Regions from separate parts of the Mus musculus genome. Here region 2 is linked to region 1. A link is a loop called in an ENCODE intact Hi-C map of the cell type or tissue named here. Cell type or tissue: left cerebral cortex. All regions are shown on one strand.

Region 1 (2,500 bases):
AGAATGTTAAAACCAATTTTGGCCTCCCAGGGCTCCATTTTGTTTACCACCAGCACCACCACCATCATGCAGATAGCCGTCCGACAGGAAAACGGAGCCAGTTTTGACCCGAAAGGTGAACTGTGTTGTCCCCTCACCAAGGAGAGATACGTTCTCTCGTCTTCCCAACGCTACTTTCTGTGTCACTTAAGAGGCTGCAGGTCTTATGCCTGTGCCGCAGTTTGTAGCGCATTTTCTAAATTCACTCTTGTTGCGCTTTTGCGTTTGGTTACTCTCCTGCAGCTTTCCAAATTGAATACGTGAAACACGAATCGGTTTTGGGTATCACCGTAGTTCGGGCTGGTTTGTGGCGCATGAAGCGCCCCGTTCGCCCCGTTCACAGGTTCGCCTGTTCGCCCGTTTCATTTGCTCGTTCGTACGCTGAAGCGCATGAAGCGCCCATTAGTACAGTGAAGCGCATGGCGCGCCCATTAGTACAGCGAAGCGCATTAAGCGCTCATTAGTACATCGTAGCACATGAAGCGCCCATTAGTACAGCGAAGCGCATGAAGCGCCCATCAGTTCGTAGCGTGTGAAGTGCCTATGAGTATTTTGTAGCGCATGAAGCGCCTATGAGTATTTTGTAGCGCATGAAGCGCCTATGAGTATTTTGTAGCGCATGAAGCGCCTATGAGTATTTTGTAGCGCATGAAGCGCCTATTAGGATTTTGTAGCGCATGAAGCGCCCGTTAGTTTATCACAGCGCAAGACGCGGCCGTCTGCAGTGCAATCCGTTCGTAGCGCGGCACTTAAGAGTGCAGAGCCAGTCACTTTGCAGCGTATTTGGGGAGCTCATCACAATTCGGTCAGTAGCTCATGTGCGTCTGCAGCTCATCGCTGTCCGCAGCTCATGTGTCTACCGACCATTTCTGGACGCGAGTCGTGGAAACCGAATTCGCGGACCCGAAGCCGTGAAGACTTGCTTTCCACGCTCTCGTCTCAGGATCTGGCCACTGAAGGCTTGACAAAATTTGCGAGGAGATATTTTGGGGGGCGCTACTTTTATCTCCCGCAGCTCCCGATGTAAAACGGGGATTGCGTGTGACCGTTTTCTTGGAGTTAAAAAAAAAAAAAAAATCCTAACCATACTCACCACACGAGGATTCCTCTGCGATGCCACGAAGGATGAGGGGTCCCGCGACGGCCCGGTCCACTGGGTGACCGCGGTCCGGAGAAGGCTCCGGACCGCAGCCCGCGCAGCAGACCTAGGCGAGGCTCGGTGGACCTTCTCGGTTGGCTGCTCTCCCCAGGTCGTAGTTGGTCAGGATTCTTCGACACACACCAACTCAAGTTGGAAACGCGTGTATCGGGAGTCCGGACTGCTTGCCTTATATAGAGAGATCCTAGGAGGGGGGGCGCCAAATCCCAGCGTGCTTCGCGAGCAGCGGGGGCGGAGGGGGGCGCGTGGGCGGGCGCCTTGGGGGATGGGGTGGGGGCGCGGCATGCACTGCTTTGGCCCGCCGCTAGGGGCAGCATGGGCTCAGGAAGGGGGGGTGCGCGATGCTGAACTGGCCAAGCTGGGAGGAAAAAAAGAAAGGGAGGGGAGGGGAGGATCGAGGACGGTTGGCTTAGGCAGGCCAAGAATGCTATTATTCTGGTGGTGGGAGCTGGGAGACCCTTGTGCTTGGACGGGAAAGGGTCGGGGGACACTCAAGATGAGCCCCGCGACCACTGGCACATTCTTACTGACAGGTTAGTGGCCTGCGCGCGACATGGAGGTTCAGGGGCCCACAGGCCGCCGCCTCACACTCCCCCACTCGGGTTCCGGGGTACCAGGGCGTGCCCAAAGGGTGCTAGTCCCGCTCTATGCCCAATGCCTCCCCCTCACAGCACCCCTCTTTCAGGACACCCTGCAGCCCACCTTTTGGGCCAAGTGGGTCCCTCCCCAGGCTTGACCCCTGGCCTTCTCTTTCTCTCTGCACCCCCACGGCCCCTCCCTGTCCAGCAGGGCAGGAATTCAGCTCCAGTTTCCATTAAGAAGGGCGCCCCTCCTCGCCCCCCCAGCCTAGTGGTGGACATCTTCTGATCCCTGAAACAGACTTGGGGGGTCGTTGCCCCTCGGGGTGGGGATGGGGGTTTTATCCCACAATTGAGACTCCCTGGCCTAGATGTGAACCAAAGGACATGTCTGGCCAGCTGCTTTCTCTCTTACACAAAGATGTACATCTTTTCTCATTTTCTGGGATCTGGTTGAGAGAGAAAAAGACCACCAAAATGTGACATTTAAAAGATCGAAGCCCCCCCCCCCCCGCGCGCTTTTTTTTTTTTTTTTTTTTTAAAGCATATTTCCTGGTGGCGCGAACCTGATTTTTCCTTAGGTTTTACCGAACACGGAAGCAGGATCATGAAATTCTGGGAGCCAAACGGCGGTGTGCAGGTCAGGGTCAACCATGGCTGGGGGCCAGAGATGCTGCAAACAGCACCCATTGCCCTACTAAATACGTTACGAAGGGAAAGCAAG
Region 2 (2,500 bases), 1.2 Mb after region 1:
TATAGGTGTTAGAATTATGTTTTCCTCTAATGAAAGTAAATAACATATGCCATTGTACCAGACACAGTATCAAAAGTAAGCATCGATGTTCAATATTTTATTAAGGGAATAAAGCAGCCTGGCTTATTTGAGCAACCTGGCAGGGAACTTGCTGTTTAGAGGCTATTTCCCGGTCTCACACGCAGCACATTGACTACATTACCACCTAGCTGCTCCTCCATTCGATTATCTCGGAGGTAGATAACGCTACAGGAACAAACACACAGAAAACGTAGACTGCGGATGTAGCTTTATGAGAAGTGAAGAAAAAGATTCGTAACAGATATTTCAGTCAGTATTTCTGCTTTAGCCGGGCTACTTTTAATCTCAACATAAAAACAAAAGGTTTTATGGGGATTCAAATCCATAAAACAAAGCAAGCCCTCAAATGAAGGATGTGAGGAGAACATTTCCAAGATATTTACGGTTTCTAAGGAACGAAATGGTCATTTTAAAAAACAATTTCACATCACAGGGTCACTTCTTAGGGAATTCATCTGTGTTTAAGGAAAAAATAAAACAACTACAAGCTTTGCATTTTGGTAATTTCAAATTATCCAAAACTCCATACTGATTGAGCCCAAAACCTAATCCATAAGTAACTAGTTGTAACTGCCCCCCTCACAACTAAAGTCAGCACAAACAGCACCTTATACACATAGCACTCAATTTTAGGTAGCTATTCAAACTAATTATATAATGCAAACTGACATGAATCCCTCAGTTCATAGGTCACTATCAAAACTGCAGAAAATTAATAGAATAAATCCTGGAACCCCAACGTCTCTCATATTAGATCACAGTTTACACATGCTTGATTCTCTACCTAGAGGGCAGGAAGCTAAGAGAGACAGATAGACAGAGACAGAGAGACAGACAGACTGAGTGTGTTAGAAGGATGAGGAGGAGAGATTTTGTTCCTCTAAGCATACATTTCCTGTCTGCTCTCTTGTCTTGTGTGTGTTTTAACTGTTAGCATCTTTTCATCAGTCAAGATGGCAGGGCAGAAATGACAGTTACAACTGCTGTGGTCTCGTAAAGCTAACATCCTGTTAGAGCCCTAATTGAAAGCAAAAAATTAATAAATTTAGTTGCCAAAATCTATATACAGTGAACAAGAAAAAATATATGGTTTTCAATATTTGATCAGTATTATTAAAGTCATAAATCACTGAACAAATAGATATAGGGTTGATCTACTTCCAAAAGAAACAATTCAAACTAATTATATAATGCAAACCTATTCTCAGATCTCAGGTCCCTCAAACCATGTACCACATAAGATTATAATGAACTGCCATATGTCTGATTACGTGGAAAAATGGTACATTTCTTATATTCCCACTAGAACAACAATAACAATCTATGAAATGTAGCGGCTTTCTCAGTTTGTTTCTGTGTAAGTAAAGCAGGCTGTAAATGCCTACCCTGTTTTCATCAGGTTTAAAGTGCCATCTAGTGGAGTACTGGTTACATTACAATTTGAAAGAAGGCTACAAGTAAATGATTTATGAACACTTGTGCAAGGGATATTAAAGTATGACTATTTTAACCCATACCTGAAATAAGATTAGGTAATAAAAACATTTTAATCACTTTATGGAAAAAGTAAGTAATGAATAAAAACTGATTTCAACCATAGAAATGTACTACATTGATCTACTTATAAATCACAAAAATCAGAAGTCATAAATTTTTTTCTTGACCCTTTGCCAAATATTCGTATCAATTTCTTTTGTTAAAATGTAAACCCAAGTCTGGGATTTTAACATATTTTCATGTATTTACTGTATGAAAAACATTGACGATAATAACATTGGAAACCTTAAAACTTTTAAACTCTCTTTAAAAATAATGCTCAGCTTCCATGACACACTGTCTGCCACTACTGGGATGCTAATACTGGAGAGCACACAGCACATTCAGGGAGTCAGACAGTAAAGTGCCATGCGCGCCCTCCCTGTGTTTTCTCGGCTCTTAGATCCGCTTAGAAGAACAAGGTCTATGCTGAGAGGAGCATCGCAGCCCCTCCAGCCTCGGGGCTTCTTGGGCTTTCCCTGTTCATATCTAGCAAACCCTGAATCTTGGACTCTGCTTTCTTTTCTTTTCTTCCCCCCCCCCCTTTTTTTTGGATTCTGCTTTCTAAACGTCCCTCAAACATACAGCTTCTCTGTTTCTCCACGTCATGAATGTGTCTTCTTAATCAGCAGCCAGGACTTCACCCCTGTGTAACAAACACAGACAGACACCCCTCACCTTTCCTCATCAGATCTAGGACCCTGCTTTTGAACCACTCCTTGGTCTCCAGCGCCATGCATATGATGTCCAAGGTTTCTCCTTAGACCTTACACTAGTCTCAAAATATACAATTAAAATAATAAAAAATAAAACAAGAGCCTCTGGCTCATCAGACAGCTCGACAGACAAACCGTTCTCCTCTTCCCCGCCCTCGTTTTCCTAG

What was found. Peaks named below come from ENCODE experiments on the same cell type or tissue, not always from the same donor. Only the 100,000 strongest peaks of a DNase experiment are listed, where the experiment ranks them.
Region 2: it touches region 1 in a loop (3-fold over the local background); 2 of 42 quality-filtered maps call a loop at or near these places.

What each region holds. Positions count from the first base shown.
Region 1 is chr6:4,746,211-4,748,710 of GRCm38, reverse strand. Sgce (sarcoglycan, epsilon) reads left to right here and starts at 1,507. Exons shown (of 11, transcript NM_011360.3): 1 at 1,507-1,731. The coding sequence starts at 1,623. It overlaps Peg10 (paternally expressed 10), which reads right to left and starts at 1,405. Exons shown (of 2, transcript NM_130877.2): 1 at 1,133-1,405. In left cerebral cortex, a CTCF peak has its summit at 1,550; DNase peaks (open chromatin) are centred at 505, 772, 1,498 and 1,971; H3K4me3 peaks cover 2,500 bases; H3K27ac peaks cover 959 bases.
Region 2 is chr6:3,508,954-3,511,453 of GRCm38, reverse strand. The region is part of intron 2 of Vps50 (VPS50 EARP/GARPII complex subunit); the gene reads right to left. Among named protein-coding and RNA genes, the nearest start is that of Vps50, 12 kb to the right of the region's middle. In left cerebral cortex, a CTCF peak has its summit at 1,494 (motif pointing left); DNase peaks (open chromatin) are centred at 881 and 1,455.